2 separate regions of the Mus musculus genome follow, and region 2 is linked to region 1. The links are chromatin contacts, found by Hi-C or POLR2A ChIA-PET in ENCODE. All regions are on one chromosome and are shown on one strand. The core of a region is the stretch at or near the end of the contact, and the rest is flanking DNA. Distances in the headings are between cores, read along the strand shown. Region 1 holds the start of Xkr8 (X-linked Kx blood group related 8). Region 2 holds the start of Rpa2 (replication protein A2).

What was found. A loop is a pair of places that touch in the nucleus more often than their neighbours do. ChIA-PET counts read pairs that join two places held with the same protein, here RNA polymerase II (POLR2A).
Region 2: a map of heart shows a loop between it and region 1 (3-fold over the local background). The contact joins the promoter of Rpa2 here to the promoter of Xkr8 in region 1. A Hi-C loop is called at or near these places in 2 of 37 maps with a recorded cell type or tissue (heart and v-Abl transformed pro-B cells). POLR2A ChIA-PET finds 5 or more read pairs at or near these places in 4 of 5 experiments (Patski and embryonic stem cell).

What each region holds. Positions count from the first base shown.
Region 1 is chr4:132,729,428-132,736,202 of GRCm38, forward strand. It overlaps Xkr8 (X-linked Kx blood group related 8), which reads right to left and starts at 3,119. Exons shown (of 3, transcript NM_201368.1): 1 at 2,746-3,119; 2 at 1,449-1,645. The coding sequence starts at 3,038. It overlaps Smpdl3b (sphingomyelin phosphodiesterase, acid-like 3B), which reads right to left. Exons shown (of 8, transcript NM_133888.2): 8 at 3,539-4,332. The coding sequence ends at 3,967.
Region 2 is chr4:132,764,918-132,771,692 of GRCm38, forward strand. Rpa2 (replication protein A2) reads left to right here and starts at 3,443. Exons shown (of 9, transcript NM_011284.3): 1 at 3,443-3,549; 2 at 3,763-3,869; 3 at 5,629-5,730. The coding sequence starts at 3,540.

The sequences.
Region 1 (6,775 bases), core at 1,869-4,368:
AGCCTAGAAATCAGAGATTCATCTGCCTCTGCCTCCCAAGTGTTGAGATTCAAGGCCTGCACCATGATGGCCTGACCTTTATTCTACCCTCGAGCTCCTGGAGGGTAGAAAACTTATTCTGCTTATCTGGATTCTCCAGGTGGCCCAAAGCATGGTACATAAATGTCTGCTCCATCAAAAGTAGAGAAAAGCCTGTCTCCTCAACAGTGTAGACCATCTCAACCTGACTCTGATCTCAAACAAATGTCAAGTTCCTAGCAAGTGCTGAGAAAGGGCAGCCACCTTTCTGCACACCTCCCTCTTATGTGACATAACATGACGGCAAGTGATGACAAGACAGGTTCCTTGGAGAGCCACTGCAGAATGAGGAATGAAGTGATGGGCAACAGAAAGGGGTGGCCTGGGCTTTCAATAAGGTGTGAGGCAGACCGTTGCTTAGGCTCAGGCTGGGCCCGTGGCCTTGAGGAAGTCTCTCCCAAGGCTTCTCACTGTAAGATTCCTCTGAGGGTTTAGGGGGCCCTGCCACCTGCCTCTTCTGGTCAATTGGTACACCTAGTGTAACTATTTGTTTTAAGGCTACTGGCTGGGTGGAGGATCTGTAGATCTTGTTCACAGCTGCGTCCCCAGCAGAGTGACAAAGAAGAAATGAGTATATGAAGGCACTCTGTGGGGATCAAATGATGTCTTGAGTGGATGTGTATTACCGACGCATGCACAACCATGTCAAGGACGCCATTGCCTCAGTCCCATGGGGATGACAGAGACCCCTGGTCTAAGCATAAATGTTTAGAAACAGCTGTCCTGCCAGGCGTGGTGGCACACGCCTTTAATCCCAGCACTTGGGAGGCAGAGGCAGGCAGATTTCTGAGTTTGAGGCCAGCCTGGGCTACAGAGTGAGTTCCAGGACAGCCAGAGCTATACAAAGAAACCCTGTCTCAAAAAATAAAAAAGAAAGAAAGAAAGAGAGAAAGAGAAACAAACAAAGAAAGAAAGAAAGAAAAGAAAAGAAAAAAGAAAAGAAAAGAAAAGAAAAGAAAAGAAAAGAAAAGAAAAAAGAAAATTCCTCCTTAATAAATAAAATAAGAAATGGAAAGCAATTGAGAAATACACCTGACACTGACCTCTGGTTTCTGCATGTACCTGAAAATGCACACAAACTTGTACATATACACATGCACACAAGACCCTGTACTTTATATGCATGCAATTCCCCACATTTCATCTTCCCCTAACTCCCAAGGATAGACACATTTATTCCGCCCAGTGCTCGGATGAGAACCAACGAATGATGGTTTGAGTCACTGTTCCAAGCTCATGCAGCTTGAATCCAGACCAGCTGCCTATCACTCAGGCACCCTCTTTTTTTTTTTTTTTTCCCCCTAAGAGTGAGAACACCTGCAGAGGAGAGAAGAGTCGGCAAAAGTGACAGCCCTGGGCCCAGCACTCACACTGGTAGTATTCCGCCTGGCCATTCTGCAATACAATTGCCAGCACCAGTGTGAGCTGTGGCGTCGCCTCCAGGAAGCTCTCGAAAAGCTTCAGCATGCTGATGTCCAGGGAGAGAAAGTCTGCGTAGGCCAGGTCACACTCGGATGGCATCTCCTGGTAGCACATGGACAGCCCTTGATGCATTCCGTGCAAACACCTAGGCAGGACACACAGGTGCCCGGAGGGCCAGGTCAACCTTCTGTGACGTCGTCCATCTCCTACAGCTGAGTGCACAGAGGCAGACTTCAATCCTAGCTTGTCACTTAAAAGCTACGGAACCTGGAGCAAGCCACCTAACTAACCTCATGGAACTTGCTTCCTCGTCCGTAAAGTGGGGCAAACTCAACTTCTACTCTTGCTGGTCAGGTACGATCCCAGGCGCATCACAACCCTGTCCTACCTACTCACAAGAGCCCCATTTCAGAGATGGGAGATGGAATTAAGAAGTAAACAGGAGGGGCCTGAGAGAGGGCTTAGCTGTTAATCGCATCCACTGCTCTTGTGGAGGACCAGAGTTTGGCTCCCAGCACCACATGAGGTGCCTCGCCTGTAACTCCAAGGGATCCAACACCTTCTTCTCTTGGGGCCTGCCTGTAATAACTCTCCTTCGCAGTCATCTGAGCTGTACTCAAGATGATACAATTGTTCAGGCAAAATGCAAACATTCAAGAGGTCCCTCCCCGCAAGCTGGAGACTATATACAGCTTTCCCAAGATCTGAGACTTCCACAAGATTCCGGATCCGGCCACCCTAGCCCAGCCTCACCCACACCATGAAGCCCTGCCTTCATCACAAGATTCTGAGCCCTTGATTTCGCTTTCTCCTATCTAACAACCCAAGGGACTAGTCACAGTTTGGGGGCGGGGGAGAGGCGGGGAAGAAAAAGTTCTCAGGCCAGCACTTGCGCCAGGGATTGTCTGTCTCACTGTCCTCACTTTAGACTGACCCTGGGTCCTTCCCAGTTGAGAAAAGCACACACCATCCACATATATTTTCCAAGAACCAGTCTATGTCTACTCCTGGCTGACTCCGGGGACACGGATGAGTCAAGCCGGACCCTCTTCAGTCCTTGACGGGGAAGCAAACGTTCGCAGAAGACAGAAATGAACAAGAAAGGTGAGGGGCATCTCTGACTCCAAGACCCTGATGTTCCCTTCCTCTGTTCCTGGCCCTGTGTTTTCATCTCCGCCCAAGGAAAGAAGACTGAACTGGTTCTGATGGCTGTCAACCCACTTTTTCAAAGGGCCGGGCACTCACCTATACAGGTAGCCGAGCTGCAGCAGGTGCAGCAGAGCCAGGAAAGGACGCGAGAGCTGCGAATGGTGCAGCTCGGTGGGATCAGCTGTCAGCCAGAGCCAGCTGAAGAGCTGCAGCAGCACCGAAGCTTGGCCCAGCAGGACCAGTACCAGCGCGGCCCACAGATAACGGCCAAGGAGCACGTACTGGACAACGGCCCACAGGTCAGCGACCAGATCCAGCAGGAAAGACAAGATACTCACCAGGCCTACGACCACGTCTAAGGCCACATGGTGGTGCACGGACAGAGGCATGATCCTCTCCAAGCAACCACACAACCGCGGACCTGCCCTCCCGCCCCGCTAGTCCGGCAGGAAGGGGGCGGGGCAGTCGTCCGGGAGGCTGGGCTGCTGGGCGGAACTTCCCCATCTCGCCCCGTCCGGGGTGGAGCGAGCCCGCGGCCCCGCCCCTACACTGGCCCCACCGCCCAGACCCCGCCCCCAGCCTGCCCTGTGCAGAGCTAGGCCTCTACTGGTTTGGATTCTGCTTTTTGTTTTGTTTTTCTTTTTTGTTTGTTTTTTGTTTTTGTTTTGCGAGACAGGGTTTCTCTGAATAGCCCTGGCTGTCCTGAAACTCACTCTGTAGACCAGGCTGGCCTCGAACTCAGAAATCCGCCTGCCTCTGCCTCCCAAGTGCTGGGATTCCACCACCCCCGGCTTGAATTCTGCTTTTGAGTCTCAAGGAAACAAGAGTGGCTATTAAGAAAGACTAGAGCCTTAGAGTTACCGGCCGCAGCTGTGATCCCTCACGGTTGCACTGTTGCAAAACCAAATCAAAAAAGTCTTTTATTTAAAAGTACTAAGGGGTTTTGCACACCACGTACGTTCCCAGTTCAGACCTTGAGCAGGGACTACATCGAAAGCACAGAATCTCCAAGGCCCATCTTCCCGTCGGCTCACTTCACTGTGGTGATCAAGTTCATGGTGGTTTGATATGTTTGTATTAAAGCGAATAATGCACCAAGACATGTACCGCAAACAAGTTTTGTGGATAAAACATGAAACTTGGAAGAAATTGTGCTTCTTAGCGCCCTCTCTGGTGAATCCAGGTGTCCCATCCCACTTTACTCTCCGCGGGGGGAGACTGATGGCAAAAGTTCATCTCTCTCCATTGGGTAACGTTGCCCAATTTTACCAGGAGAAAGATGAACCAAGTCAGTGGGTGGGCTGGCAGTGCCTACAGTCATAACACCTCCAGTACGTGCAGGCTTGGCAGCAGAGTCAGTATGAGCAGGAAACCAGGCACCAGCTTGGCACCAAGACCATGCAAGCAGGTAGCATAAGTGTTGAAAGCCACGTGTTGTATAGCACAAACGTGCTCGATGCGGCAGCTGTCCTCACAGGTCAAATGGTTGTAGCTGACCGAGTTATAGACGTAATAACGTTGCAGGATGTGAGGCTCACTGGCAATGCGGGTCAGCGCCGTGTGCATGGAGCTGACGCTGGCATCCGGCACCTGGTAGGCCTCCGTCAGGCGGTACTCCTGCTCCCACCGTGGGGTCTCTTGTACATTCGCCTGCCTCAGGTTCAAGAAGTAAGTCACCAAGTCCTGGATTAGAGGCGCAGGGTATGTCAGCAACGAGCAGTTGATTCGTTCTGCCCACAACCCAACTTCTCCCCAGGCGCTCTAAATCGATCAAACAGCCGCTGTTTGTTACCCTGAGCTTGGTTCCAATGAGGTGACTGCATCTGAACCCCCATTTTCCTGGTGAAGACATGGAGGCCTTAAAGAGGTCGTTATGGTTTGAATCTGAAGTGCCCCCCCGCCCCCCCTCCCTTCATTTTGAATGTTTGTTTCCCAACCACTGTAGCATTTTTAGGTAGTGGATTCCAGCTGGCAAAAGGAAACCTTTGAACCTGGTTCTGGATCCTGCCCAGTGGCGATATGAGGGGCTCCTGATACATTGCCACAGTGCTTCGGCACCATTAACTGCCAGGCCTTCACAGGTTGGTATAGCAATCACAGCATTGCAAAAGTAATGTTGCCTTCTCGGGGTCTGCGAGCTTTCAGGGGCAGGGCGGGATTAGGACGCAGAATGTTCACCTCACTACGGGTATGAGTTTCCTGTTCTGCCAAACTGGTAGGCACCACGCGCTCTTCACAGACGCTCTAATGCTCAGGAAATCTTCACAGAGTGAAGGGGAATAAAAATGGTGGTGGAGGAGGTGGGAAGGTGGGGGAGGCGGCAGCGGGGTGGGGGTGGGGGTTGCCTGGCTGGCGGATGTTATGAAATTGTAGCTGATAAAGGTTTCCCGTTCAAAGACTCAGCAGTGCCTTCAGACAGGCCGGTAAGAGGAGCTGGGTGAATGGGTGGGACCTGCATGTGCCAGGCACATGGCATTGTTGCACTAAGTCCCCTCAGTCCTGTGACTTTCCAGGGTACAGAGAAAGCAGTGAATCGAGCGTGTAGACAATAGGCTAGACTCTTACAAATCCTCAGGCCTGGGGCCAACAAGATGGATCCCTAAAATCCACACAGTGGAAGGCATGACAGATAGAAGGCAAGAACTAACCTTGTCAAGTCACACACACACACACCAGTTTTCTCTTTCTTTCTTTCTTTCTTTCTTTCTTTCTTTCTTTCTTTCTTTCTTCCATTCCTCAGACGGGAGCAGAAGACATGGCTTTGTGTTTAAGAGTACTTTTTAAAAGATTTACTTTATGTAGAGAGAATATGCTGTATATTGTATGGATGTATCACCTGTCAATTAGAAGACCTATGGCCTATAGGAGAGGGTAGAGTAGAAGGTGGGACATCCAGGAGGCAGAAAGAATTCTGGGATAAAGACAAGCGGGAGAGGTTTGACCAAGGAAGATCACATGGTACCTGAGCACAGGTAACCAGCCATGTGGCAGAATGTTGATTAAAATAAATGGGTTAATTTAAATCATATCTAGTCAGAGAAGAGCCTAGCTCTACAGGCAAGGCATTTGTAAATATATCTTGAGTCTGAGTTTCTGGGAGCAAGGGGCTGGGAGGAAGAACCAGGACCTAAGTACAATTTAATTTTTAATTTTGTGAGGCAGCGGATATGCACACGTGTGCAGGTACCCACAGAGGCCAGAGGAAGCTGTCAGAGTCTCTGGAACTGGCCCTACAGGCAGTTGTGAGCCGCCTGATGTGGGTGCTAGGGACGGAACTTAAGTGATCTACAAGAGCAGTGTATACTGTTAACCACTGAGCCACCCCACCCATGGGCACTTCTGCACAACTCTGAGGAACCTAGTTTATATCCTAGCTCGCTCTCCCCACCCCCACCCTCATCCCCCAGACCAAGCAGGGCACTGTGGCTCATAGCTGCAATCCCAGCACTCAGGAGACTGAGGCAGAAAGGATGTATCAGGGCTGGAGAGATGACTCAGCAATAACAAACAGTAAAGAGCTGGCTCAATTCCCATCACCCACATGGCAGCTCACAACTGTCTGTAACTCCAGTTCCTGGGGATCCTACACCCTCACACAGACATATTACACACAGGTTATTTATTTAATGTGCATTGGGCAAAACACCAATGCACATTAAATAAATAGCCATTAAAAAATTTAAAAAGAGGGCTGGGGAGATGGCTCAGCGATTAAGAGCACTGACTGCTCTTCCAGAGATCCTGAGTTCAATTCCCAGCAACCACATGGTGGCTCACAACCATCTGTAATGGGATTTGTTACCATCTTCTGGTGTGCCTGAAGATACCTAATATATATATATAAAGAAAGGATGCACCAAGCATCTGCCAACACATGCTGGCTCCTCCGCCTCTGAACCATCTTCAGACTCAGATGCTTCTCAGCAGCCTGGCCCAGCCACCACCCTCTCCAGCAGGTGTCCTCACTCCAGACCTTGGTCACAGCAGTCTGCTCTTTGCCCAGCAGACAAGGTGATTTTGTGAAACTGTGACTCAGAACAGTTTGCACTTCTGTCCCCTGCTCTTCAGATCCAGACCTTGACCTGGCCCGGTGCCTTCCACCCTTGGCTCCTGCCCTCTGGGGTCA
Region 2 (6,775 bases), core at 2,193-4,692, 36 kb after region 1:
TTGTTCCACCTATAGGGTTGCAGACCCCTTTAGCTCTTTGGGTACTTTCTCTAGCTCCTTCATTGGGGGCCCTGTGTTCCATCCAATAGCTGACTGTGAGCATCCATTTCTGTGTTTGCCAGGCACTGGCATAGCCTCACAAGAGACAGCTATATCAGGGTCCTTTCAGCAAAATCTTGCTGGCGTATGCAATGGTGTCAGCATTTGGAGGCTGATTATGGGATGGATCCCCGGGTGTGGCAGTCTCTAGGTGGCAAATCTCTCTTTTTATTGGGGGATTCTGTAAGCTGACTTCAAACTCAAGAGCCTCCAACCTCAGGAAGTGTTGCCAGGATAGGTCTGCACCAACACGCCTTACTAAAAATAACTAGCCAATGGTTAAATTTAGGACGTTCAGCTTATACCAAGATATGTATATATTCTATCTAAGCAGGGGTTTCGAAGATGGCATCTCCTTAATGAGCCCACAGTGTGAAAGGTTACAGGGCAAACAGCAATAGTACAGGTTTGTAATCCCAGCTACCCAAGAAGATGAGAGCAGGGCCTGGAGAATGGCTGTGGTTAAGAAAGCTTACTGGGGCTGGAGAGTTGGCTCAGCAGTTAAGAACACTGTCTGCTCTTCCAGGCATCCCGAGTTCAATTCTCAGCATCACATGGTGGCTCACAACCATCTATAATTGTGTCTGATGCCCTCTTCTGTCATGAAGGCGTATGTGCAAATAAAGCACTCATATATAGAAATAAATCTTTTAAATCTTTTTTTTTTTTTAAATTTTAAAATAAATCTTGACAGTCATCCAGAGGACCCGAGTTCAGTTTCCATCACCCACCATGTCAGATGGTTCCAGGTGCAGGGGACCTGACGCCCTCTTCTGGAAAGCTTAGGTATCCACACATACATAGCATGCACTCACACACAGAAGCACGGATAAAAGTAAGTAAAAGAAAGTTAAAAGCCAGCCTGGGCAGTACAGGGAGCCTGTAACAAAAGAAGGAAAAAGGAACCTCAGAAATTCTGATCTTGGCCCAAGCCCAAGCCCATACTAGACAAATGATCTTCTACTAAACTACAGCCACAATACACATGCACATATACATAATACTTACATACATAGCACATACATACATGTACACATATACACACACAAATGCACGCATGTACATATATATACACAAACACACACCAGTACACCTACATATACACACATGTACATGCATACACAAAATACATATATACACAAACATGCATATGCATATACAATATATACCACATACATATAGATATATACATACACTACACCTATACACACATACACTTATACAAATGCCACTATAACCACACACAGATAAACACATATACACATACATGCATACACATATATATACATATATACACACCCCTACACACATATGCACATATACTTACACCTATGCACACATGCACACACACACCTATACCCACCTACACACATTTAATGGTTTGAAATAACCTTTGTCAAATGTGTGAGACATGGTGCACACTTGGAAGACAAAGGACAACTCTCAGGAGCTGGTACTTGAGGCCTCCTCCACAGGAGCGTCCTCCTTGCCACAGGAGTGCTGGGATTGCAGATGTGCCATTGCGTTTGGCCTTTTGTGTGTTCAGGGTTTAGAGCTCAGGTCGGCAGGCTTGCCCCTCATGTGCTCTACCCAATGACCATTAAACAACTGAGCACACAGGACTGCGGGGATGGCTCAGGGGTTAAGAGGGCATGTTGCTCTTGCTGATCACCTGAGTTAGCATTACAGAATGGACACGGACACGGCCAAGGGACAGCTGCCTATAACACATTTAGGGACCCCCCAAGACCTCCTCTGGCTTTGGAGGCACCTAAACTCATGTGCACGTACCCACATACTTTCTAGAAAACTAAACACATGCTCTAGTGCTCGATCAGCTTTTAGACGAAGGTGTATGACTCATATAATGACTGGTTGAAATCACGGGAGACTGAGAGGGAGACAAAACTGGGGGCAAGACAGCAGGACATCTTTGGATCTTTTTAACTGTGGCCATGTATGGCCATGAGGTTTCTTTTGTTTGTTTTCTTTTTTTTTTCTTCAAGACAGGGTTTCCCTGTGCAGCCTTGACTGTCCTAGAACTCACACTGTAGACCAAGCTGGCCTCAAATTCACAGAGATCCACCTGCCTCCACCTCCCAAGTGTTGGGGTTAAAGGCGTGTGCCAACCCCTCCCCCAGGTAGGGTTTCTTTCTTTGAAAACATGAACATGTTATCTATGCCCTGGATACAAGCCTGTGTGTGCGTATGAACATGTGTGCTGGAGTGTGTGCTTGTGTGTGTGTGTGTAGAGGACAACTTGTAGGAGTTGTGATGGAGCAGCCTGACTCCACCTTAAGTTCTGAAGCCATCTTATCATACTACCAAAATAAGTCCATTCCTCTTTTCTATAAAACTTAATTTGACCAGGTCTTGACCAACTTTCTGAATTTCGACAGGTTCCACACCCTATACCCTGATTTCAGTCTGATAGACGTTCTGCCAAATAATGCTGAAATGTTCGACCAAGTGCCTACATAACCCTTGAAAATGTCCATATTCTTGCAGTTTTGGGGGTTATATAAACCTCACCTCTTGTGTTCGATGCTGTTTTCTCATTTTGTATTTGTTTTGTTTTTTCGAGACAGGGTTTCTCTGTGTAGCCTTGGCTGTCCTGGAACTCACTCTGTAGACCAGGCTGGCCTCGAACTCAGAAATCCTCCTGCCTCTGCCTCCTAAATGCTGGGATTAAAGGTCTGTGCCACCACTGCCCGGCGATGCTGTTTTCTCAAAACCCCAGTTTAGCGAGATAGCCATCTCTGACAAAATTAAGCTTGCTTAATTTGACCAAAAATTGTTTAATCATTTCTACTCATCTTCAGTGGGATTAACAGTTGAGCCTCTCCTTCCACCATCACGCAGGTATTTATTTATGAATACAATATCACTATCTTCAGACACACCAGAAGAGGACAGCAGATCCCATTATAGATGGTTGTGATCCACCATGTGGTTGCTGGGAATTGAACTCGGGAGTTCTGGAAGAGCAGAAAACTAGCAGTTTGGCGGGAAAAGGGGGCTAGCGAGCGGCGGAAGTGATGTAGGGTTGCATGCGACGGAGATGGGGTGTGTGTGAAGAATGCTTGAGGATGGCCCCGGAAGTATCGTTTTGATTGGTTGTTTTCTTGAATACTGTCCTATCGGAAATTTGCCCTCAGTAAAGATGGCCGCGCATGCTTCCATTCCTTCTTGGGGCCGGGTGTTTTTCCTAAGCTTGGCCTTGATACCGAAAAAAAAAGGAGGGGACTCATGAGTTCTGATTGGCTGAAGGTAAATGTGTCCAGGGCGCTGATTGGCTGTCCCTTCGCGGGAAGGAGTTTGTGGCGCCAGTGCAAAGTAGCCAGAAGGCTGCCACGCCAGAGCGGCACAGAGTTCCCAAGTGTTCTTAGTTTTCGTGTCCGAGCGTCTTGGGCCGCTCTCTCCGGAGAACTGCGACCAGGATGTGGAATAGTAATGGCGGGCGTGGGGAGAGTCACGCGAGGGTGTTGGGAGTGGGCGAGTCTGGCGCAGGAAGGCCGGGACGGAGCGAGAGGCCCGAGGCGGGCTCGGCGGCGTTCGCGGGGTGGCAGGGGGATTGTCGCGGCTGGGGCGGTGGGGACAGCGGTCGCCAGGTATAGAGATGGGGAGCGCAGCGCAGACTCTGACGACGGTCGTTCCCCGCAGGCGGATTCGAAAGCTTCAGCAGCTCCACCTATGGCGGAGCAGGCGGCTACACGCAGTCCCCCGGTGGCTTCGGGTCGCCCACACCGTCGCAGGCGGAGAAGAAATCGGTACGTAGACTGACGGCTCCGTTCTCATTTGTGTCCTGGCCAGGAGGGAACGTGTTTTCGTGCGGGAGGGTGGCACACCCCAAGGTGTCAGAAGCTGTCCGTTACCTACCTTGTCTTTTGTATGGTCAAGTGGGGAACAGGGTTTTTATTATTTTATTGTTTGGCAAGCCTGCAGTGGTTCGCCCGGCCTCCATTTTCCTGGCCCTACCACTCGAAAGTATGCTTTAGTAGAGTTTAATATCGCTGTCCCCAGGGCACAAAAATCCCTGAAGAACAAGAGTCCACTGTGTTCAGAACAGGTTTGGGGTTGTTTCCTGTTGGTAACTGACAGGAAGGACACGCTAAGCCTTAATCTGCTGGGCTTTTTCTGCCTCGTACATATTCATTGTATGACCAAGTGTTTTGGAGGTGTTTGTAGCTCTGGCTGGCCTGGAACTCAGAGATCCACCTGCCTGTACACTGTAGTTGTCTTCAGACACACCAGAAGAGGGCATCAGATACCACTACAGATGGTTGTGAGCCACCGTATGGTTGCTGGGAATTGAACTCAGGACCTCTGGAAGAGCAGTCAGTGCTCTTAACCGCTGAGCCATCTCTCCAGCCCAAAAAGATCCTTTCTTAAAAAACAAACAAACTACATTGCTCGTAGGTGGCTTGAGAGGCAAGTGTCTTTGCTAGATGCTCCTCTGCCCACTCCATCTGACTCTCCTGTTAAGATGCCCAAAGATGAGCAGCTTGACGAAACTCACCAGGTTTTCTGCAGAGACTGCCATCTGGTTGCCAGAATATCTCCTAAAAGAAGCTATACTTCTAACTTCTTCCATTTTATCAAGAAACCTAGAGCATCTTCGTAGTCCTTTTTCTGCTTGTCATTTCTCAAGCCTTTTCACAAGGCCCTGTTGTCTCCGTGGTGTCCTGAACACTGCTCTTGCTATGTCTGGGATGTGCTCTTTCTACCCCTACCTCTCTGAGACAGTTGTTTTCTTGTTGTTGTTTTGTTTTGGGTGTCTGTGTGTGTGTGTGTGTGTGTGTGTGTGTGTGTGTGTGTATCCTTGGCTGTCCTGGAACTCACTCTATAGACCAGGCTGGCCTTGAACTCAAGAAGTCCACCTGCCTCTGCCTCCTGGGTGCTGAGATTAAAACCATTTGCCACCACTGCCTAGCCCTGGGATGCGTTCTTTTTTTTTTTTTTTTTTTTTTTTTTTTAAGATTTATTTATTTATTATATGTAAGTTCACTGCAGCTGTCTTCAGACACTCCAGAAGAGGGCATCAGATCTTGTTACAGATGGTTGTGAGCCACCATGTGGTTGCTGGGATTTGAACTCCGGACCTTCGGAAGAGCAGTCGGGTGCTCTTACCCACTGAGCCATCTCACCAGCCCCCACCTGGGATGCGTTCTAAAGACAGGCTATCCTATGTTGTCCTGACTCTAGTCTGACCTTTTCTTTGTGAACCCACAATAGGATACAAACATATATTCACCTGGAGGTCTAGCATCAGATCCCTGTGGGCTTGAATTCAAAAGTGTGGCATTCGCCGTGTATAGTAGCACACACTCTGAATCCTAGCACTTAGGAGGGAGAGGAAGATGAAACAAATGTTAACTTTCTGGCCCTGTTTTCTGTCTCTTTTTAAAGTAAGGAGAACTTGGTTTTGCAATTCCAGGAGTGTGGTATATTCAAGTGCTTGGCACATGGAAATATTAAATGAGTGATTGTTACTCTCTTGGGTTGACTGTGCGTACTTTTTCTTTTCAGAGAGTCCGAGCCCAGCATATTGTGCCCTGTACCATATCCCAGCTGCTTTCTGCTACTCTGACTGATGAAGTGTTCAGAATTGGAGATGTCGAGATTTCACAGGTCTGTAAGATTTTGTGGAAGAACCGTTTAGAGATAGGAAATATGAGGGGTGGGAAGATGTCTGCGCAAGCGTGAGGCCCAGTATCAGATCCGTATGCATGTACAAGGCCAGGCTCGCTTCCCCTGGGTCCTGTAACTACGAAGCTCAGAGACGGGAGGGTCCTAGGGCCTTGCTGGCTCCAGGTTCAGTGAGAGACTCTGTCTCAAGGGAATAAAAGCAATAGTGCTAGACCTGGACAGCCAATGTCCTCCAGCAAGGGCATTGCTCATCTGTCTGCTCATTTGTGCATACCCTTCACGCATATGCAAAGAAAAAGGAGTAAGACTTGCTTAATCGAAAAGTATGTAGCAAGTGACGTGCTCTGTGGGTGAAAGTGCTTGGGCCTTTAGCACAAGTCTGATTACCTGAGTTCAGCCTCCATATTCTACATTAGAAAAAGAACCAGCTCCCTAAAATAGCCTCTGACCCCTGGGCCATGGCACACATACACACAATGGTAAAATAACAATATTTTTGTGGAAAGTATTTTTTGTTTGTTTGTTTGTTTATTTATTTATTTTTCGAGACAGGGTTTCTCTGTATAGCCCTGGCTGTCCTGGAACTCACTCTGTAGACCAGGCTGGCCTTGAACTCAGAAATCCGCCTGCCTCTGCCTCCCAAGTGCTGGGATCAAAGGTGTGCGCCACCACCGCCCGGTGGAAAGTACTTTTTAAAGCTGGGCAGTGGTGGCTGACACCTTTAACCCCACCAATGCGAGGCAGAGGCAAGTGGACCTCTGAGTTCAAGGCCAGCCTGATCTATTATAGTTCCAGGACAGCCCGGCCTGCACAGTGAAACCGTATCTCCAAATAAACCAACAAACAAAAAGTAATTTTAAAAAAGAATATGAAGGTATTCTCCCTTGGAGCCTCTGTTACTTGTAGGAGTTGTTTCTCAGTTTTCCTGAATGAATATGATCTGTTCAGATAAATAAAAGTAAGTTTTAGACTGAACATGGCAGCTCACACCTATAATCTTGGCACCCAGGAGGCAGGCAGGAGGATT